Regions from separate parts of the Mus musculus genome. Here region 1 is linked to region 2. A link is a loop called in an ENCODE intact Hi-C map of the cell type or tissue named here. Cell type or tissue: heart. All regions are shown on one strand. Links, peaks and the distances in the headings refer to the core of each region. The heading gives the core; the rest is flanking DNA. Region 1 has its middle 8.6 kb from the start of Gm11837. Region 2 holds the start of Otud6b (OTU domain containing 6B).

Region 1 (12,040 bases), core at 2,793-10,792, 96 kb after region 2:
CCACATGAAGACTCAGCTGTACAACTGTTACATGTACGAAAGGCCCAGGTCCATCCCATGTCTGGGTAGCCCTCTGGGTAGCAATTTAGTCTTTATGAGCCCCTATGGGATCAGGTTAGTTGATTTTGCAGGTTTTTTTTTTGGTGTCCTTGACCCCTCTGGCTCCTTCAGTTCTTCCTCCCACTCTTCCAGAGGATTCCCTAGGCTCCACCTAATGTTTGGCTGTGGGTCTCTGTGTTGCATGAAATATTAAAAAAGCAATCCATGCTACCGCTGGCTTGGAACATGCAGACAGGCCGGCCTGTCCTCAGCCCAACACAAGCCAACTCAGCTCCGAAATCTCTCCACCGGGCTAGCGAAGTTTCCATGGCGGGCTGTGGCCATGACCGCCCCATGCTTCCAAATTCCCAAGGCTGGCTGGGGTGCCCTGCTGCCGTACCTTTCTCTGGAACCCAGTTGAGTCACCGAATGAAGGAAAACACCACACAATCTTAGTTTAGAATCAACAGGTAACACAATTGCCGGGCACAGAAGCTACCATCCTAATTTTGTAAGCTGTTCTGTTAAACCCTGCAGTGGCGGATCCAATCTGCCACCTAAATGGGAGGGGGGTGTCCAGCTACCTACATTGTGGCTCCATGTTTCATTATCACAGTTCCTGCCACCAGGGTTTCCATGGTCCCCATGTGGCAGCTACCCTACTCCTACTCCTGCGGCAGATCCTGCTCACATTCCCAGCCATCCATCCGGTTGTTAGCTGTCATTGATCCCTGTAACCTGGCAAAATTGAAACTCTAGAGGCTTGTTATTCATCAGTCAGACTTATATCAGTGAATTTTCAACCACAAAACACCCACATAAAGAACTTAAAACTCAACTGCTATAAACACAAGCTGCACACTTAGATGGGACAAACACACCGTACTTACTATTTAATCACCTAAGAAGTCCCCAGTACTTATGGCTCCGAGGACTGCTTGGTTCTGGTTCCTCTTCCTCTCTTATAGATTCCATCTTGTCTCCTCATCTCCGTCTGCCTCTCTGTCTCTCTGTCTCTGTACTTGTCTCTCAAACTCTCAACCCACCTTCTTTTCCCACTGTCCAGTCACAGGCTTTAGCCTTAACTTGTGCCTGCCCTCACCTGCATAGAGACAGCAATCCACATCTCTGCATCAGTTGCTGGGTGAAGCCTCTCAGATGACAGTTATGCTAGGAGTCTTGCCTGGTTATAGGTGATAGCCAGTTCAGATCCCTTATCCCCTATTGCCAGGAGTCTTAGCTAGGATCACTCTCATAGATTCCAGGGAATTTCCATTGTCCTGGGTTTCTAGCTAGGATGTTTCTTTCCCTACAGTCTCCCCTTCCATCCCCTCTCCACCTCACCCCTCCTATTCCCACCCCCAACCATTCCTTGACCCAGTCCCCTCCCTCCACTTCTGATGTCAAATGTGTTTCCCCTTCTCAGATTCAAGCATCCTGCCTTAGCCCCTCATTGTTACTTAGCCTCTTTGGGTCTATGGATTATAGCATGGTTAGCCTATACTTTATGGCTAATAACTACTTATAAGTGAGTACATACCATGCTTGTCTTTCTGGGTCTGTGTTACCTCATGCAGGATGATCTTTTCTAGTTCCATCCATTTGTCTGAAAATTTCATGATTTCGTTGTTTTTAATAACTGAGTAGTACTCCGTCGTGTGAATTTACCACAGTTTCTTTATCCATTCTGAAGCTGCCTAGGTTGTATATAGTTTATGGCTATTATGAGTAAAGCTGCTATGAACATAGTTGAGCAAGTGTTCTTGTAGGATAGTGGAGCATTTGGGGGGTATATGTCCAGGAGTGGCATAGTTGGGTCTTAAGGTGGAACTATGCCCAATTTTCTGAGAAACTGCCAAATTGATTTCCAAAGTGGTTGTATATGTTTGAACTCCCACAAGCAATGGAGGAATGTTCCCCTTGTTTCAACATCCTCGACAGCATGAGCTGTTACTTGAGGTTTTGAGCGTAGCCATTTTGATAGGTGTAAGTTGGGATCTCAGAGTTGTTTTGATTTGCATTTTCCTTGTGACTTTGGATGGTGAACATTTCTTTATGTGCTTTTTGGCTATAAGAGATTCCTCTGCTGAGAATTCTCTGTTTACATCTGTACCCCATTTTTAATTGGGTTATTTATTTTGTTGGTGTCTAATTTTTTGAGTTCATTATATATTTTGGATATCAGCCCTCTGTCATGTGCGGAGTTGTTGAAAATCTTTCCCATTCTGTAGGCTGCCGTTTTTTCCTTTGATGCTGTCTTTTGCCTTACAGAAGTTTTGCAGTTTCACGAATTCCCATTTATCGTTGATCTTCGTGCCAGGGTTGTTGGTGTTCTGTTCAGGAAGTTGTTTGCTGTGCCAACGCTTTCAAGACTATTCTCTATGTTCTGTTCCTTTAGATTTAGTGTATCTGGTTTCAAGTTGAGGTCTTTGATCCACTTGGACTTGAGTTTTGTGTAGGGTGACAGGCATGGATCTATTTGCATTCTTCTACACGCAACCATCCAGTTAGACCAGCACCATTTGCTTTCTTTTTTCCTATTGTATAATTTTGGTTCTTTGTCAAAGTGTCTGTAGGTGTGTGGATTTGCTCCTGGTTCTTCATTTCTATTCCACTGAACTTGTCTGCATTTGTTCTGTAGTACAGCTTGAAATCGGGAATGGTGACACTACCAGAAGTTCTTTTATTGTACAGGATTGTTTTAGCTGTTCTGGCCTTTTGTTTTGTTTTGTTTATTTCACATGAAGTCGAGTACTGTTCTTTCAATGTTTGTAAAGAATTCTGTTGGAATTTTGATGGGACTTGTGTTGAATCTGTAGATTGCTTTTGGTAGGATGGCCAGTTTTACTATGTTAATCTTATGGATCCATGAGTATGGGAGATCTTTCCATCTTCTTTATCTTCTTTAGTTTCTTTCTTCAAAGATTTGAAGTTCCTGTCATATAGGTCTTTCACTTGCTTGGTTAGAGTTACACCAAGATATCTTATATTATTTCTGGCTATTGTGAAGGGTGTTGTTTCACTAATTTCTTCCTTAGCCCATTTACCAGTTGTATATTGGAGGGCTACTGCCTTTTTTTTTTTTTTTTTTTTTTTTGATTAATTTTATATCCAGCCCCTTTGCTGAAGGTTTGTTTTTTTTTTTTTTTTTTTTTTTAATCAGATAGAGGAGTTCTCTGGTAGAATTTTGGGGCTCACTTTTGCGTCCTAGCTAAAACTTCAAGTACTATATTGAATAGGTACAGATAGAGTGCCAGTTTTGTCTAGTCCTTGATTTTAGTGGAATTGCTTTAAGTTTCTGTCCATTTATTTTGAAGCTGGGTATCAGCTTAATGTGTATTGCCTTAATTGTGTTTAGATATATGCCTTGTATTCCTGATCTCTCCCAGACTTATATCATAAAAGGGTGTTGGATTTTTGTTAAAGGCTTTTCAGCATCTAATGAGATGATCATGTGGTTTTGTTCTTTCAGTTTGTTTATATGGTAGATTACATTGATCGATTTCTGTATGTTGAACCATCCCTCCACTTCTAGGATAAAGCCAACTTGATCATGGTGGATGATGTTTTTGATGGGTTATTGGATTCAGTTTGCAAGTATTTTTGCATCAATGTTCATAAGGATATCGGTCTGAAATTCTCTTTCTTGGACGAGCCTTTGTGTGGCTTCATAAAAGGAATTTGACAGTGTTCCTTTTGTTTTTATTTTGTGGAGTAATTTGAAGAGTATAAGTTCAGAGGCTGATTTCTGAGTTTATCCTTGTTGGATGGGTGGTTTTTGGACACCCCCTCCCTCCTTAGGTTCTATTTCCTCTCTCTCTTTTGGCCTGGAGTTCTAGTGGCTAGTGAGTTTTCAGGTCCAGGAAGGTGTGTCCTCTAGGATTTTGGATGCTGCCCTTGCCTCTGGGGTACCTAATACCAGTGTGGCCTGGAGTCTCAGGTGCCAGAGTGGCCTCCAGGAAAGCACATGGAGTTGTGGACTGGAAAATAAAATCCAGGGGATGGGGTGCCGTTTAAGTCTGTTGGGTGTGTATTAACGGGACTTTGTGGCCAAAGGCTTGGGGTGGGGTCTTGCTTGGTGTTCCTCGTACCTGTGGGCTTCCGAAAAACCGGGTAGAGCTGTGGAGTGCAGGGGACTGTGTAAAAACTGTTGGGTGTGTTTTTACGGGAATTTGGCAGACAGGGGATGAGAGGCGTGGATGGCGTTGGGGGCAGGGTTCTTATCTGGTGTTCCTGGTACAGTCATCGGCTGGAAAGTGGAGTGCAGGGAACAGGGTGCAGTTTACCACAGTTGGGTGTGCTTTAAGGGGACTTTGCCTTTACTTGCGCTTGGAGGCCCTGCCTGGACCTTTCCTGAGCTGGATGGAGGCCCTGTCTGGACCTTCCCTGAGCTGGATGGTTCTCTCCTGGGTTCCCTGCAGCCAGTGTCCCAGCTGCAGTGTGGCCTCTGCAGGTGCAGCAGGGCAAGAGCAATACTTGGTATTTTGAACTACAATATTTAGGTACATATTATAATCTAAGGTTAATGAAAAAAAAATCCAAATAGTACCTAAAAGCAAAACATGTAAAAGACTGGTATGGGAAGTGATCAAAACAAAGACACACCCATCCAAAAATAGTGCATGAAAATATTTACAAGTAAAAGCAAAAGACAAATTGGTGAAGGTATTTTTCAAAATAGTTGAATCTATCTCTGAGATGCAAGAAGGGTCTCAAGACATGAAGAAGCAGTTCCTAAGAGGAGAAATAAGCCAAGTGTGGTGGCACACAACTTTAATCCCAGCACTTGGGAAGCAGAGGCAGGTGGACTGTGAACTTTGTGCCAGCCTGGTGTATATAGCAAATCCAGGCCAGCCTGGGATACATGGTGAGAACCTGTCAAAAATAACAAACAAACAAATAAATAAATAAATAACATGAAACAAAATATAAATATCTTTTTTAAATGATATTTTAAATTTATTTTAATAATTTTTAAATTTATTTTTATTTTATTTTATTTTTAAATATTTTTTAAATTTTATTTTGTGTATATGAGTACACTGTAGCTGTACAGATGGCTGTGAGCCTTCATGTGGTTGTTGGGAATTGAATTTTAGGAACTTGTCTTGCTCTGGTCAACCCTGCTCCCTCTGGTCGACCCTGCTCGCTCCAGTCAACTCTGCTTGCTCAGTCCCTGCTCGCTCTGCCCCAAAGATTTATTTATTATTATAAAAAGTACACTGTAGCAGTCTTAAGACACACGAGAAGAGAGCGTCAGATCTCATTACGGGTGGTTGTGAGCCACCATGTGGTTGCTGGGATTTGAACTCAGGACCTTCAGTTAAGCAGTCAGTGCTCTTTCCTGCTGAGCCAGCTCCTGTTTTTTATTTTTAACAATAAAATATAAATGAATAAAAATATAAATTGTTTATCGTTTGAACCTAGTCACAGCATAAACAATACAATCCTTGTTTTTTGATCTCCTTTAGGGAAAGTATATGTCTAAACTCTAAACACTAAGGAAAAAATAAAAAAAGTTTTCCTCTGGATGATGAGAGACTGATTTAAACATTTTTAAGGGGGCTGGTGAGATGGCTCAGTGGGTAAGAGCACCGGACTGCTCTTCCGAAGGTCAGGAGTTCAAATCCCAGCAACCACATGGTGGCTCACAACCATCTATAATGAGATCTGATGCCCTCTTCTGGAATGTCTGAAGACAGCTACAGTGTACTTACATATAATAAATAAATAAATCTTAAAAAAAAAAAAAAAAAAAAGGAATGCCAGGGCCAAAAAGGGGGAGTGGGTGGGTAGGGGAGTAGGGGTGGGTGGGTATGGGGGACTTTTGGTATATATAGCATTGGAAATGTAAATGAGCTAAATACCTAATAAAAAATTAAAAAAAACATTTTTAACTACATTAATAGTTGAAAATTTCAAAATTTGCACTTACAAGTCAGTAAGTATGATATGAACACACATACCATACTTTCATTTAGATTTTTATACATATTAAAGCTTGGTCTTAAATCACCACAAATTTGCCATCAGTTCTAAATTGTGAGACCGTATGCCCTATATTATCACTTCTTTTTTCTGTGTGCAGCATGTCTCAGTGCCCAGTGAGCCTGGGGCTGGCATGTTTGCAGAAAGACCGCCTCCTAGTGCCTAATGCACAAACAAAGGACTCGATCGCCCCCTGCTGCTCAAAGTGCTAAAGGTCCCATTTGCTTTAGAGGGGAAAATGAACTTTTGACTAGACATTTTCTTTTAAAAAGTATTTTATTATTGGGATGTGTGTGTGTGTGTGTGTGTGTGTGTGTCTGTGTGTCTGTGTGTCTGTGTGTGTCTCTGTGTGTGTGTGTGTGTCTGTGTGTTCGTTCATGTGTCATGATGCATGTGGTGGGGTCAGAGGACAACTTTGGGAGTCAGTACTGCTCCTCATGATTCTGTGGCTCGGCTCCTGAGATCTAACTTGTGCAGCAAGCACTTCTACCCACCGAGTCATCTCACCAGCTCTGATTAGGTTCTTCTGAGAATCTTTTGTGAACATATCTGTTATTTTAGGAGAAAAGAAAAGAATTTAACAATGACACAGGCAAGTGCTTACTGTTCTAATGCCTCAAAACATGCTGTGCATTTACAGGAGGTAAGGAGGGAAACGTGCTCCTTTCTGTTTTACAGAGAGCACGGACATGCTCTCCCGGAGTCCTTCCAAGGCTGATTTTAAATCACTCTACAAAGCAATCACTGCTAGGTGATTCTGATATGTGTCTGTTTAAAATACTGTGTACCAGATTGACCCCCCTCCCCATACGTGAATATATATTCATATGTGTGTGTGTGTTTGTGTATATGTATGTGTGTTCATGTATGCACACATTAAATGTCCACCACACCCATGAGATTCTGAAGAGGGTAAGTTGGTGAAGACCACTAAATGACAGCAGTTTTCAAAGCTCACCTCCCTTCTACTGTATGAGATTTTACTGCACTTCACATTTTAGTTAATGACTTTGGGTCTTATGTCCTCTTTTTATCGAAATTAATGGGAATGTTAATTGAAAGCTTTTCCAACATAATAAAGCTCAAAAATGTATTGAAATATACAACCACATCAAATATAAATTATTTAATTTATTTAACATATTTTCTTTTAATAACTAAATAGTAGGAAGACTGAGTGGAAATATTGTTAGGTATGAGAAAACTGACATGGATTGAGCCTTAAACAATATAACTGAATTTATTTTTTTTGTAATGGTACTTAAAATAGTTATGGAAGAGCCCAACATGCTTAAAAACAAGTCTGTAAATGTCTTCAGTTAATTTTACATGCTGACTTAGACATTTAAGTTTTATCCTGTTTATATTTTGCTAAATGTGCGCCACTTGAATTGAAATGCTCTAGACAGTACTGTGTCAGATGCAGCTAATGACGTGTCCTATGGAGGGTGTATCATTTGCCACTTTTTTTTCTTTTTTTTTAATTAGGTATTTTCTTCATTTACATTTCCAATGCTATCCCAAAAGTACCCCCATACCCTCCCTCCTCCCCTCCCCCTCCCACTTCTTGGCCCTGGCGTTCCCCTGTACTGAGGCATATAAAGTTTGCAAGACCGATGGGCCTCTCTTTCCAATGATGGCCAACTAGGCCATTTTCTGATACATATGCAGCTAGAAACATGAGCTCTGGTGGGGGGGGGGGTGTTACTGGTTAGTTCATATTGTTGTTCTACCTATAGGGTTGCAGACCCCTTTAGCTCCTTGGGTACTTTCTCTAGCTCCTCCATTGGGGACCCTGTGACCCATCCAATAGTTGACTGAGCATCCACTTCTATATTTGCTAGGCCCTGGGAACTCACATGATATGTACTCACTGATAAGTGGATATTAGCCCAGAAACTTAGAATACTCAAGATACAAGATACAATCTGCAAAACACATGAAACTCAAGAAGAATGAAGACCAAAATGTGGACACTATGCCCCTTCTTAGAATTGGGAGCAAAACACCCACGGAAGGAGTTACAGAGACAAAGTTTGGAGCTGAGACGAAAGGATGGACCATCTAGAGACTGCCATACCCAGGGATCCATCCCATAATCAGCCTCCAAACGCTGACATCATTTGCCACTTTTGCAGGTAGAGTTTTGATCTACTGCAGCCCTGTTTTGTCAAGCTTTGGCTGAGGTAGCTTTCTTTATTTTTTTGGTTTTTCGAGACAGGGTTTCTCTGTATAGACCTGGCTGTCCTGGAACTCCCTTTGTAGACCAGGCTGGCCTCGAACTCAGAAATCCGCCTGCCTCTGCCTCCCAAGTGCTGGGATTAAAGGCGTGCGCCACCACGCCGGGCTCTGAGGTAGCTTTCTAACAGACTCTGCTAACGTTGAATTTTTTTTTGAACACTTTGAGTGCCCTATTCCTGTTCAAATGTTTGGATTTAAACTATGGAAATGAATTAGAAAGAAGGCTTAGTGGCTAAGAGTACTAACTCTTCCAAAGGCCTGGAACCTGTTTCAGTACACAGGTTTGCTCACCCATGTTGAACAACTCATGAGCACTCTTTTCTGCCCTTGAGAGCACCCACATGCCTGTGTGAGCATGCATGTGCAAGTGAACATACACAAGTAAAAATATTAAAACTATCCACAGCTCCCTAGTGTATCAATAACATGTTCTTAAAACCTTGGGATGTCTGGTATTTCCATACCAAGTACGTCTTTGGCTTAGGTGTTGGGCATCTGAGCGATCTTGGAGACTTTTCAGACTGAAGCCTTTTGTAACAGGGCATGCGTGACAGAAGCCCATGTGATGCTTTTCTTCTGGTCTCTTCAGTCACGCTTGCTTTATTCATTATATGTAGCTCCCTCTCTGCCTACCGCCTGCCTGTCATCCACAAGTCTCTGTTCACATCTTCACAGTCAATGGGGATGTCAGACTGTGGTTTCCATTCTTGTCACATGATACCGAGTTAACTGTCAACGTGAATGCTTTAGTCGTATTGCAGTCGAGACCAGAACCACTGAAAGGTTTTCTGCTTATGAATCCTTTTCTCCTGAGAAATGTTCATGATACTGACTCTATAGGTATATAGAGTAAATTCACAAATAAAACATTTACTGACGTAAAACATGAAGAATTTTATTTTAAAACACATAAAAATTTACCATTTATTAGTGAGGGAGTGATTTTCACATTAATGAGATGGATGTGCTTGTTTTACATAAAATTTAAAACTTGAATGTTTGATAATGCATGCCACAGAACATCAACATTTTCTTTTCTTTCTTTTTAAAAAAATTATCTTTAATCTTTTTTGCAGTCCAGCTGTTATCCCCCTCCTGATCCTCCCTCCAGCAGTTCCTCATCCTATTCCTCCTCCCCCATCTCCAAAAGGATGTCCTCAACATTCCCCCCACCCCAAGGTCTCCCCACTCCCTGAGGCCTCAAGTCTCTTGAGGGTTAGGCGCATCTTCTCTTACTGAAGCCAGATCAGGCAATCCTCTGCTGTACATGTGTCAGGGGCCTCGTACCAGCTCGTGTATGCTGCCTGGTTGGTGGCTCAGAATCTGAGAGATCTCGCAGTCCAGGATAATTGAGACTGCTGGTCTTTCTATGGGGTTGCCCTCCTCCTCAGCTTCTTCCAGCCTTTTCCTCATTTAACCATAGGGGTCCTGACTTCAGTCCATTGGTTGGGTGTAAGTATCTGCATTTGTCTCAGTCAGCTGCTTGTTGGGCCTCTTGGGGGGGCAGCTAGGCTCCTGTCTGTAAGCACACCATAGCATTAATAACAGTGTCAAGCCTTGGAGCCTCCCCTTGAAATGGATCCCAAATTGGGCTGGTCACTGGACCACCTTTTCCTCAGTCTGTTTTTTTTTTTTTTCCATTTTTGTCCCTGCAGTTCTTTTAGACAGGAACAATTCTGGGTCAGAGTTTTTGCCTATGGGATGGCAACCCATCCCTCTACTTGATGCCCTATATTTCTACTGGAGATGGACTCTACAAGTTCCCTCTCCCCACTGTTGGACATTTCATCAACTGCCTTTGAGTCCTGAGAATCTCTCACTTCCCAGGTCTCTGGTACATTCTAGAGGGTCCCCCACCTCCCAAGGTTGCATATTTCCATTCATTCTGCTGGCCTTCAGGGTCTTACTCCTGGCCCCCCAATACCTGATCATGTTCCCCTTTTCCCCTCCCTTCTCCCACCAGAACATCACCATTTCTAGTCGATCATATTTGACTCCATTATTGTCAATACTGACAACAGAATGCTGGCTTGCAGAATTACATAGTACAGCATGGCAGAAATATACTAAGAGTCATTTCAAAACTTGCCAATTTTGTCCTACTATGAAGACAAAGTATTGGCTTGTGTGTGTTGTATGTGTGTGTGCAGGTGTGTGCACTGGTCCACACCAAGACACAGAATGGTGTCAAGCATCTTGCTCTCTTACTCTCTACCTTATCCGTTTGAAACAGGGTCTCTCACTGAACATGGAATTTGTATTTTTTGTCTAAGCTGGCTGGCCACCAATGGCAGCAATCTTTCTACACCCTCCCCTGCCCAGTGCCCCAGTGTAGGGGTTAAAGGAGCACTTGGCAACTCCTGGCTTCTATGTGACTCCCAAAGATCTAAATTTAGGCACTTATGCTTAAAAAATAAGTGCTTTCTGTTCATTAAGTCACCTCAGCAGCCTGTGAATAATGTTCTATACAACTCTATCCAGCAACTCAAAATGTAAAATAAAAATTATAATGCAATATAATTAAAATACATTTATTTTATGCATGCTCCCTAGCTATTGTATACATAAGAGCAGAAAACTTTAATATTACTTTTATGGGGATGTGTTTATGTGTTGGTTTGTGTATCTGAGAGCTCATGTTTGGCAAGACCAAAAAGTATCAGACATGAAGCTGGAGCTACAGGCAATTGTGAATTGCCTGCTGTGGCTGTGGGTGTACTGGGAACTGAACCCAGGTCTTCTGCAAGAGCAGTACATGTTAATTGCTGAACCGTCTCTCCAGTCCCCCACAGCAGAAAACGTTTCTGTGCAGTAAAAGAACAAGAACCCAAAGCACACAGCAGTCTAGATCATTGACATGTGTGCCTTTATGGCCTGCAGAGTGCCGTGTACACACGCTGTGCTCAGAACCGACGCTACGGTAGAGCTAACCATTCACCACGGGTGAGTACTACCAGACACGCCTCAGATAGTATTTCATTGTGAAAGAATTTTTGGTCATCATGCATTCAATTTGCACTTGCTGTTGCCAACTGTTTTCAGCCCCCACAGTTAGCTGGGTGACGAATGGGTTCCAGCGCACATCTTGAGAATCTGGGCTCTAGACTCACAGCTCTTTGCTTCTGCTGGGACATCTGTCCTTTTCAGTTTTAGATCTTCCTTTCCCTTTATTCCCGAGTCCTGTGCCTCCTCAGAGAAACCAGAAAGCTTTATTTTTATGTTCACCGCAGTGCCCAAGTCAATAGTTTCTAACTCCTCATGCCTCCTCATGCCCTCTGCATCTGTCCGTGCTTGCTCTTAGCCACATGCACTTTCTTTCAGGAACACACTTGTTTGTACAAAGGTTTCTTAAGCATCACTTGGGTGTCTGTAAAAAACATCTGTCTTACTTTGGGTCCTTCCTACCATCTCCCCAATTTCTTCCCCACCCTTCCACTTTCCAGATGATCACATTGAGCCTTAAATCCTTTAATGCATTTTGGTATAAAAGAATAAAAGATCTTTCATCTTTATTTAATGTGCCACAACAAAGCAATCATTTGTATTTTATGCTTCTGTAGGATTGAATTGCTGTTATTCATATCGATTCCTGTTTCATTTATATGTGTGTGATATATATTACATAATTATATACAATATATAATAATTAAATATATATCCATTTGTATTTCTATGAGTATAACTTTCTAATGGATAAAACATTATTTTATGCTTGAACATTCTCTCAGACCTTACTTTTCCTCCAGGGCCTTTTATGGGCCTTTCTTTTTTT
Region 2 (12,040 bases), core at 2,391-10,390:
CATGGAGCTTGTATACACACTGCTAGCAAGACTAGTCATGTTGACTTGAGCACTAGTCCAGGATTGTGCTAAATTCTCGCTCTCGTTGAGATAACCGTCTCATCTTCCTTGTTTACAAAGTAAAAAAACTATGTCCCATTCTACATCTCAAATTCTTTGTTTTGGAAATCAATTATTTTATTTCTACCTTAGTTTTGTTTTGTTTTCCCAAAACACAAAGAGCTTCCAAGTTCTCTTCTTCCCTCCAATTGTCTGGGTGGGTTTGGTTTGGTTTGGTTTTGGGGAAGGAGTGGCTTGCAGCAGATGGTTTTCTCCTCCACCATGTGGATGCCAGGGACTGAACTCAGGCTATGTAGCAAAGCAATGTTATCCACTGAGCCATGTTCTTAGGCACAAATTCCTGAGTTATGCTCGCATGGTTCTCCAGTTTAAAAATAAGACCCATAAGAGTCTTATGATAAGTCACCATAAATATGCCATCTTTTCCTCCAGAATTGTCTCACTACCAATAACAACTACCTGTGGTTAACTGGCTTTTTAATCTCTAGTGCTTTAGCAAAAAGAACAGTTCTAAATAATTTAATGCCCAATTTGCCTATCTTAGATCCAGGTTCCAATTCTGGTAAGTATTATGAACACTTAGTGTTCTCTACTCCAAAAGCCCACTAGATTAACAAAGTAATCTGGGAATTATTTTCTCTGCCAAGTGATAAGCAGTCAACTATAAATCATACTAATTTCTCAGGGTTTAGTTGGAAAATGTATTAAATTCAGATAGGAAAGAAGTAACACATTTTTTATAAAAGACAGGTCTAGGTACACAGTAGCTTAGTTTTTAGAATTAAATAGGCTACCATTAGATGCTGTAATTAATAAGTATCAATAAATTTTTAAAATTATACCCCTGGCACAGAAACACCTGCTGATGTATAGAAGCAAGGTGACAGCTGCGGGACCATGACAAAAGAATGGCTATCATAGGTAGCCCTTCAAGACAGCAAGCACACTAAATGGTTCTTTGAAATCACAATGGCAATATTAGTCAAGAGTAAAATTCATACAATATAATAAATATTTGATTATTTGCAACTTAGCTGTCATATAAAAGGAGACTGTCTTAGGCCTTTGTAAAGGGAATATGATACTTAGCATGGTAAATATAAGTATTTGTTGACACTTCAGTTCTCCAGGCCTTGTATTTATGGTTCTGGACAGATTATTACTTAATACCCATGATAGTCCTCATAGATATTATTTTTCCTCACCTATTATTAAAACTGAATGGTAAGTCATGAGAGTACATGAAATTCAAACCATGCCTGGGGCTGGGGAGCAGCCTAAGGCCCTGTCTGACCCACTCTGTCAGACACTGACCTTCCATGCACTACTATGTACCAAAAACTCTGAACTATGCACTTAGAGCTTAGAAACCATGAACAATTAGTAAAATAGCATTCAGAACCAAAATGCTGAATTTTAAACTTCCTTTTCTAAGGTGGAAAGACTTACCGCCTCCTGCCAATTTCAGTATGCTAAGATCATTAACACATTAATTCCAATTAATCTAATGCTCTATCTGATTCCACATTCATTTTTGCTACATTATTTCTCCAGGGTACAATATCTTGACAAAACATTTATCTTTCCTTCAAATTATAACACATCCTTATCAAGTTCCCTTCTCTGCATTTTTAATGTTAACTATTTATATATATATATATGTGTGTGTGTGTATATATCTATGTGTGTGTATATACATATGTGTGTAGATATATTATATTTTATATAACATTATATAAATACCAACATAATTTTCTGAGAGCTCTGGGTCTCTGTGTGTTTTCTTGTACTTCTAAGTTCAAGTCTTCACTTCTCCCTGACACTCATTTATAAACAGGGTTTTGCATCAGTCTTATGATCCCACTCTTTGAAATTTTTAAATTAAGTCTACAATAAAACATTTGTTGAAGAAAAAACAGTCCTTAGCCTCCCTGATTTCTATAAGAATTGCAAACTAGATATCTTGCTTTTTATTTCTTATACCTATTAATTTCAATAAAGGCCAGGAAATAAAATCCTCTTCACAAGATTACTGTTGGGACTACATGAGATTTCAATGTAAGTAGCTTAGACTATTATCTGACATATGGTAAGAACAAGCCCCCTGACAAGGAACTCCAGTTTTTTCCTATTCATTTCTTATATAATACCTTCGAAAATATTAGCACACAACAGCACTAGCTTATATACATGGTGATATGATTTTCATACCCGTCTCTTTTGTGCTTTTGAAATCCGAGGTGGTTGATTCTCAAGTACCAAGTTTGAAATGTTAACAGCAACAGAATCTATCTGAAAGAACAAAAACATTAATAAAAAGAAAAAAAAAAGAGAAGGAATAAAAAAAAATCAACAAAAAATGTTTTAATTTATTGAAAGTGTTAGGCTACTAAATTGTTACTGAAAAGTTATGTATCCAATCCTTTTCTCCCCGTTTGAGCAGTAACATTAGACATAGGCTTAAATAGCATCCTTTGCCATCTTTCTCTCCTTCCATGAATCTGTAAAATCACAGCTCTCCCAACACTAGGCTCATCTCTGCACGCCTTCTGTCCTTCCTGAACCTACTCTATTACTCTAAATACCTTCCTTTCATGCAAGGACAGCCTTCCCGTCCGAGAATGCTCCCATATAAAATCCCTTGTGCTCATTACTACCTTCATATCCTACAGCTGACAAGTCACGACCCCATGCTAATTAGGCAAAACTTAATGAGCACTAACTAATTCTTCAGGTTAGAACAACTGAGCAATTTCTATCTTTGCCTAGCTACAAATTGGTAACATCAGTAATAATTACAAAGACAGTTATTATTGCTATTTAGTTACCATTAGTATAACTGAAAGTCAAGCTAGTTTTTAGTATGGTAAATATATAAAACAACCCAAAAGAGACACAGAAGTCTCCAAAGACTATATCCCAGGTGATAAACTATTAAAACTTCTGAGACTTCATCAACTCTATGAATCTTATTTTTCTTTTTTTTTTCTTCCAATTCTGATAAAACTATCAGCCATATTAACAAAGAACAGAAGAATTTGGGGAGAGGCCAATAAGTTTAATTAATGACAAAGAGAACAGTTTCAACCTGTAGAATTTGCATCATTGCAGGTGACAAAGAACTGTGAACCAAACTTTTCTTTGTCTTTGGAAATCTATGAAGGAAATCTTGACATTGAAGGCCTAAAAGAACACCTAGCTACTAGAAAACACAGGAAGGCAACTAGAAACACAAAATTAGCACAATGCTAACAGCACATGTCTAAACACAACAGCACACCTTGTTGTGTATGTGTGTGTATCTGCGTGTGTATGGGTGGGGGGGGAGGGGGGGAGAGAATATGTGCACATGTGCATACATGCCATAAGAGCACATGGAGGCATAGAAGTCAGGATAACTTGTTTGAGGCAGTTTTCTCTTTCTTCCATTTAGTTCCCTGGGTTCCAGGGATAGAACTCAGGTGATCAGGTTAAAAATCAAGCACCTTACCTAGTGAGCCACACTGGCAGCCACGATAAAAGTTTTCTTGTCACTTTCTTTTCTGCTGCTACTGTTGGGTTTTGAGATAGGGTCTTACTATGAAGCTCAGGCTGGCCTCAAACTCACAACCTCCATGAGTACCTCCTGCGTGCTGGGACTACAAGCATGTATCACCATGCTAGGCTAGAGAGAAAAGTATTTTAACAGTAAGAAAGGCCAGGAACATGGTGACTAAGAAAGGAAACCGAAGACTTTGACACTATACTTGGTACTCTGTGTAAATGGATACACAGAAACTGTTCCTTTGTCAACAGAACAAAAATGAATCCAAACTTACAGAAGACGAGAAGACGAGATCTTGCACAAAACTAAGAAAATTCCTATCTGGGCTGGAGAGATGGCTCAGCAGTTAAGAGCACTGGCTGCTCTTCCAGAGGTCCTGAGTTCAATTCCCAGCAACCACATGGTGGCTCACATCTGTAATGGGATCTGATGCCCTCTTCTAGTGTGTCTGAAGAGAACAAGGGTGTACTCATATACATAAATCTTAAAAAAAAAAAAAAAGGAAGTTCCTATCAACAGTTAACTGAGGTAACTGAGGTTGTAGACTATATGACCCTTCATAGCCAAAAACCAGGCAACAAATTACTAAATTATATCAGGGTATAACTATGAGTTTGGTTTTGAATTCTAGTGTTTGTCACCTCAAGAACTATTATGACTTCGGGACAAAATTCTTAATCTCTTTAAGCTGGTTTCCTACTGGACTCGTGTGATTATCTACATTACTTCATGGCTATTACCTTACAGTGTTACTGACAACTATATCCTTTGAACAAAGTAGCTGGTATACACATTAGGCAGAATGGTAAACACCAAGCAGATGCATGGAGCCGGGCATGGTGGCGCACACCTTTGATCCCAGCACTCGGGAGGCAGAGGCCGGCGGATTTCTGGTCTACAGAGTGAGTTTCAGGACAGCTTTCTCTACTTAACTATAATTTCATATTTATTGTCCCATGTGGAGAAATTTATTCTAGGGTTGATTAAGAAGCTTTGCCGAGGTTACAATCTCATTCATCAGGAGTTCCTGACGAGCAGTCTCGGCTGCCAACTTTCACTCAAGGCAAACCTTATCTGGCAATAACTTATACTTTACATGGTTATTAGGTTAAGGAAGTAGGCACTTTTTTGCTGTTCTTCCATTTAAAAAAAGAAAATCTGCCCATAAACCTGGTCACAAAAATACTAAAGAAATGTACAGCTAGGTGTGGTGGTGCATGCCTGTAATCCCAGCACTTGTGAAGTCACACCAGTAGGATCTGAAGTTAAAGTTCAAGGTTTAGCCTCTGCTCCAAATCCACATGGGTGACAGCCTAGACTACAAGGCACTCTGTCTAAAAAAACTAATGTCGAGGAAATGTGATGTGTGACTGTATGACTCGATTTCAGAATTTTGAGACCGTATTCAATAAGCAGTTCAACACACTCAGACAGCTGTTTGCTCGGGCTCAGAGACAAGCTTCGCTCCCCATACCTTACTGTCCTTGAAAGTCAATTGCTTCAATTGCTCCAGTTCTTCCCTGTGTTTTTGCTCCATTTCTCTTTCCAATTTAGCAACATCTTCCGTGAGCTGCTTCCTCCTCTTTTTGTCGTTTTTGGGAACAGCGTTCTTCATTCCCTGAATTTTGGCTAAAAAAAGTCATCAAAACAGCCGTGTCAGAGCCCCCGGACCAAAAAGCGAAAAGCAGTTAAGAGGGTGGGAAGAGGTACAATTATAGAATGTAAAGTAATTATAGAAGCAATTAATCATGACACAACAATCAGCTACGGAGAAAGGTCCGGATGAGGCTTGCGACCCAACGTAAACACAATCTCGAATTTGTTTGGTTTGACAGGGCAAAACCAAGGTTAAAAAACTATACTAAGGTAAAACTTCTGCCTTTTAAATATCTTTCTCTGTGACCGACAAGCCAAGGAGAAGCAATTCAGACCACACCACTAAGGCCAGGCGTCGGGATCGGGGGCAGGAATGGGAAGGGAGGAAGAGGAGGTCCAAGACTTTGGTCTCCAGGCACATCACTCAGCAGCAGCACGTGCACCGGACCCGCTAGGGGTCCACGGCAGGTCGCACACGGGGACATCTCCGGGGACTGCAAATAAGGGGGTCGAGGGAATGGGGAAAGCTGGAGAAGACTGATCAAAAGTTATCTGAGGGAAAGCCTAGACGGATCCAGGACGTGTGCCCGTCCAGGTACCAGAGGACACACTCCACGCTCCCAGCCTTGGGTGTGGACGCCTCTTACATTCCCAGCCCCTTTCCCGTCACCTTGCAGCTCCTTCTTCTCCTTCCGATGCCTTCTCACCAGCTGCTCCTCATCATCGAGCTCTTCAGCCACGACCTCCTCCATGACGACCAGGCGGCCCGGCACCCGCGCTGAAGGAGATCCGCACCTCAGGAGGGCCAGCACCTCCCACTCCTCAACCCTCACCCGGGGCGCCATTGGCCGCCGGGAAGGCCCAGCCCCGCCTCAAGGCGGCTCCGGATCCAGGTCTAACCACTGAAACCGGGAGACGCCGACATGGGCTAGGGCGCCTGCGCGCTCGGACCGCTCTGGGCGGCGCGCCGGAAGCTGGGATTGTGCGATTAAGGACGCGCCCGGCGCTGGAGCAACCGCAGCACAAAGCTACGCGCCAGGCGATTGGCCCTGACGGGGCGCACGGAGATGACATCACGGACGTTCTTTCGCACAGCTTTCAATTTGTGCTTTAGAACGCTCCGTAGTTGTCCTCTTTGCCAAAACATGTTGAAAAGATTTTTTTTTTAATTTTAATAAAAGCGTGGTTTGTTTTCAATGAGGATCTTTACGTTATATTAGTCATACACTAGGGAATGGTTTGTTTTTTGTTTTTTTACAATGTGGTAAAAGGGGAAACGCTAAGTAAGGAATGCCTACTCTTGAAATAAGTGATGAAAGAGATAAAAAAGGACTAAGCTTAGTAAAGTCCATTTGCTAAATTCAGTTGTAAAACGATTAACAGTGATGTCAGGGTGTTTTGAAGATTTGAGGCAAGATTTAACAAATGTAACTCGTGTGCCACAAAAACAAATTAGCAAAGGCAAACAAGAATGCTCACGGAATGGTGGCAGGAGTGGAAGACTCAGAGTGTTGGTCCAGTAAAATTTAAAAAAAAAAAAAAATCTCTATTTAGGGCTGATTGTGGTTGTGTAGGCCTTTAATCCCAGCACTTAGGAGGCAGGCAGGCAGATCTCTGTGAGTTTGAGGCCAGCCTGTCTACATAGGGAGTTCCAGGATGTCCAGAGAGTTACATAGGTGAGACCCTGTCTCAAAAGTCGATAGACAGGGGCTGGCGAGATGGCTCAGTGGATAAGAGCGCCAACTGCTCTTCTGAAGGTCCCGAGTTCAAATCCTAGCAACCACATGGTGGCTCACAACCATCCATAGCGAAATATGATGCCCTCTTCTGGAGTGTCTGAAGACAGCTACAATGTACTTTCATATAATAAATAAATAGATCTTAAAAAAAATAGATAGACAAACATATTCTTTTTTATATATAAATGCCTGAGACAGAACAAAACAAATGAAGTTGAAATAATATTTCTGGAAATAATTGAAAACTTATTTCCAGAGATGAATAATGAACTGCACCTACAACTGTATAAACCTGTAAGGGGTTGTATTAGTCAGGGTTCTCTAGAGTCACAGAACCTATGGAAAGTCTCTATATAGCAAGGGAATTTATTGATGACTTGCGGTCTGTAGCCCAAACTCCCCAACAATGGTGAGCAGCAGCTGTGAATGGAAGTCCAAGGATCTAGCAGTTGCTCAGTCCCACAAGGTAGGCAGGTGAAGAAGACAGAGTAAATCTTCCTTCTTCCAACATACTTATGGAAGTCTTCAGAAGGTGTGGTGCAGATTAAAGGTGTGTTCCACCACGCCTTTAATCCCAGATGACCTTGAACTCAGAGATCTCCCTATCTTAATCTTCTGGGATTCATAGCCACTATGCCTCAAGAGCTCCATGCCAAGATCTAGGTCAGAAACTTGCATCTCCCAGCCTCCAGATTAGGATCATAGGTGAGCCTTCCAATTCTGGATTGTTTTTCATTCCAGATATAGTCAAGATGACATCCAGGAATAGTCACTACAGGGATACATTTAAATTAATTTTGGTGAAGAGAAAAGAACAACTACACATATCCTGTTTTGTTTTGTTTAATTTCAATGTTGTGGGCGAGTGTTATACAAGTATCTAGACTAAGAAATCCAGTTATGACCTAAGATACTTTTCTTGCAACTCTAAAAAGCCAAAAAGCAGTGCAATAAAATCACAGAGAAATGTAATTTTTATATGAGAGCTGTATACCCTGCCAGGCTTAGAGACTGGAAATTTCTGGAGTTAGACTAAATACATTTTGCATTATGATGTGGACATCAGGCTATAGGGCCAGGAAGTGGAAGTTGGTTTGAATAAGAATGTACCCCCAAAGGCTCAGATATTTGAAGACGCGGTCCCCAGTTGGTGGTGCTATGTGGGTCGGAGCATAAGGTATTGCATTGCTGAGGAAAGTATGTCATTGGGGATGGGCTTTTGATTCCAAAAATGTGTCAGCCCAGTTTTCTTGGGGTTGTTAGTGATGTTTTGTTGTTTTTCTGATTCCATCCTGTGATTGGAGGCATAAGTCCTTAGACTCAGCTCTCACCATCTTGTTTCCACTCTACCATCATGGACTCTAATCCTGTGAAAACCAAATATGCCAAATAAGTTGTTTATTTTGTAAGTTGGCCTCATTGTAATATTTCATTACAACAACAGAAAACTAATTAATACAGCAACTGGAAGGAATTCTTAAATATTAAGGGTTAAGAAAATAAGTCAGTAAAGAACTTTCTCTGAATTTTTTTGCTTAATGATGTTGTGGTCTAAAAGGCGCTCCACAAACCACATGAACACTAATCTCAGTCAGATAGGGATGGTTTATTGAATACACACCGTATTATTGGTCAGAACAGGGACATGATTCAGAATGATGACAATGGACATCTTTCTCTGTCAGCTTATAAAGGAAAAAAATCACAAAAAAACACAATGAGTTCATACACAGGTGCAAGAAGTCCTTCCCAGTGGCCAGCTCTATCTCAAGCTATTTTAGACATAACAGTTTATACTGACCTCTGATTTCATAGGTCCTACAAAAGGCTTTGTGAAATTTCTTAAGATTGGCAAACCTCTCACAGAATATTCACAACATGAAGAACAAAACAGGGTATGTGGTCAGTATGTCCATGCACTGAGCCAAGTCACTTCTATATGTCAATGACTGGCAGGCATATTACAGCAACAATGTAAAATAGCTGCCAGACATGAAACAAAATGACTACAACTATGCTGGGGGCAGGTCATAGCAGGTGTTATAACACAACCAATCAATAACACCAACTGAAATGGCTAAAGTGAGGAAAAATCACATGAAATTTTTAATGGTATGAAAACTATTTAAAGGAATGACGCTTGGATCAATTTATATAGTATTGTATTTTATTAAAAAAAAAAGAGGAAGCAAGAGTATGTTTGATAGAGCCAGGTATCTTGAGGTAGAAGGGATGCCTCTGTGGGCCCATGCTGGGGCATCCCTTCCCAAGGCCGAGCAGGATTAAATGGAGGGGGACTGGGATGGGGAGAGAGGGAGAAGGGTCAAGGAGAGAAGGGACAGAGAATAAGAGCATAAGAGAGAGAAGAGGGGGCAAACAGCCTCTTTTATAGTGAGTCAGGCATACCTTGCTGTTGCCAGGTAACTGGGACATAGCCTAGAAGGAATGCTAACATAGAGGATAATAAAACTGAATGCAAATGAGTCTAAAATCTTTCAGTTTATATATTTCTAATTTCAAGATCTTGACATTCAGTATATTGAATAAATAAATGCTTTTTTATTCTTGCCATGTGGTAATGTACTTAGAGGCATACATAGTTAGGGAAATATATATATAATGCTTTGTCAGACGAATTGTTAGCAGGAAAGGACAGAGGTAGTCAGTTGGGGTGAAGGCCATTGAAATTCCCAAGTTTATGGGCTCCACACTGCTTCCTACCTGCTTCATGTTATGTTGTTTGTGGGCATGGTCATGAGAACATGAGAAATATCTCTTTAAGAACAAACCGAGGATGGTACGATGGCTCAACAGGTAAACTCTCTTATCTGAAGGCTGGTGTGTAAGTATGTGTATGCTTTTATTGATAGATTATATTTATGACTAATCATTTCATTTGTCCTATGTGGATAAATAGAAACATTTCCAGTAGTTAGAATATAAGCTGCAGTAATACAGTGAGGGTTGTTAATATTCTCTAGTGATCTCTCCTAAAGATGGTGCCACCTTTGTATTAGCATGAAGTCAATCAGCAAGAAATTATTGTTAAGATGCAGGTATTGTTTGAATTAAACCTAGGATTGTTTTCTTTCAGGATCACATGTGGATGATGCTTCCAATTAGTACAAAGCTTGAAAGTAAAGTAATGACAAGGATCTATACTCTGTAACCACTAGCCACGAAAATGAGGCTCAGAATGTTAATTGGCTTAGCACCAGATAATGAATAGCAAAACCCTGCTATTTCAAGGCTTGTTGGTGTCTTTCATCTGTACTATAACACTTAGGAAAAAAAAGGGATTGTTGTAAAACCAAGATTTAAAAAGAAACCCAAGATCTTGGGAGATTTTAAGTGATGAGTCAGAATTCATTAGATCACATAATCCAGAGCATAGTGAATTGTAGCAAAGAGCTAATGAGAAATAAGGGATTACTGTTGAATAACAACACCATTTCTTCTTGTAATAGTTACTTCTTTTTTGGAGAAAGTACAATACTAAGGCTAAGGCACTGAGTAATACAATTTTCATGTCTGGCTCTTATTCTCTGTGTAGCGTATCATGTGATGCTCTAATTTCATTTTGTTGAAAAAAATCCTTCAACTTATATTATAAAAGTAATATTGTAGTACCAAATTTTGGAAATCCTAAGAGTTCTCATAAGGTTACTTCACTGGTAGCTTTTTACCCAGACTGAAATTGGGTCATTAGTGGGCTTTATTTCAAGTAACATGGTAAATAGGTGTAAGAATGAAAGCACTGGAGAAAGAGAGAAAATAAAACAAAACAATTCCAATTTTATTACATTTATCCCATAAAAACAAGCAGAAAACTACAGTATTTAATTTTTAACAACACATTACAAATTACCGAGAATGAAGATTATGCCATTTTAAACTACCAACTTTATGTATAATCACTTGTCTAGTTAATACTGTTCTTAATACATACTTCTTCAGACAATCTCTATACTCTAGTCTTGTATAGCTACTATTCTAACTCTTTAATCTTTAAGGTATTTATAAGATGCTACATTGAGATTCCCTGGGAACCCAACAGCCACACTATCCAGGGAGGTTGGTAAATAAATGGAACTACAAAATATATCATCCACAGTGAGTTAACCCAGACCAGAAAGACAAATATGGCTGTATTTGTTATATGTGGATATTAGCTGTTAAGTCATTGTTAGCCAAGCTTCAATCCTTAGAACCACACAGAGAAGGCCCAGAGTAAAAGACTAGGGAGGGCAGTTAGCTATGCCTAGGAAAAGGAAGTAGAATAGATAGTAATGGGTGGAGAACGGAGGAGGAACTGGAATGGGAGGATGGAGTTGGGGGGGGGAAGGAGGAGGAGTGAGAAGGGAAATAGGAGAAGAGACAGCTAAAATTAAGGATCGCTTGAAATGTAGTATGGAAAGCTAACACAGTAGAAACTTCCTAAAATATATACACATACTAAGGGGATCTAAAAGAAATAGCCAAATGTAGTGGCTATTCCTGGTTGTCAACTTGATTATATCTGGAATGAACTACGATCCCGAATTGGAAAGCTACTAATCTGGAGGCTGGGAGATACACGTTTCTGACTTGGATCTTAGCATGGAGATCTTGGGGCATAGTGGTTATGAATCCCAGAAGATTAAGACAGGGAGATCTGAGTTCAAGGTTATCTGGGACGAAACAAGAGGCACACACCTTTAATCTGGGAAACAGCTTCAGCTGGAGACTTACATAAGGACATTGGAAGAAGGAAGATTCTCTCTTCTTCACCTGCTTGCTGTGTGGGACTGAGTAACTGCTAGATCCTTGGACTTCCATTCACAGCTGCTGCTAACCATTGTTGGAGTGTTTGACTACAGACGGTAAATCATCAATAAATTCCCTTACTATATAGAGACTACACATAAGTTCTGTGACTCTAGAGAACCCTGACTAATACAACAAATAACAGAGGAGACAGAGCCCCAACTGGACATCTCTTGCCACACACACACACACACACACACACACACACACACATCTCCAAATACTCAAAGTTTCATTTGGTGGTTTTATATATATATATATATATAAAATTAATTAAATCAAATCATTATATATA

Evidence for each region. A loop is a pair of places that touch in the nucleus more often than their neighbours do. Peaks named below come from ENCODE experiments on the same cell type or tissue, not always from the same donor. Only the 100,000 strongest peaks of a DNase experiment are listed, where the experiment ranks them.
Region 1: a loop joins it to region 2, with 4 times the contacts of the local background. A loop is called at or near these places in 35 of 42 quality-filtered maps.

The regions. Positions count from the first base shown.
Region 1 is chr4:14,915,992-14,928,031 of GRCm38, forward strand. No RefSeq gene overlaps it. Among named protein-coding and RNA genes, the nearest start is that of Gm11837, 8.6 kb to the right of the region's middle. In heart, for the core only: a CTCF peak has its summit at 6,194 (motif pointing left); a DNase peak (open chromatin) is centred at 6,180.
Region 2 is chr4:14,820,421-14,832,460 of GRCm38, forward strand. It overlaps Otud6b (OTU domain containing 6B), which reads right to left and starts at 5,993. Exons shown (of 7, transcript NM_152812.4): 1 at 5,871-5,993; 2 at 5,079-5,233; 3 at 2,272-2,352. The coding sequence starts at 5,952. In heart, for the core only: CTCF peaks have their summits at 6,076 and 7,047 (motif pointing left); a DNase peak (open chromatin) is centred at 6,151; H3K4me3 peaks cover 1,890 bases; H3K27ac peaks cover 1,558 bases.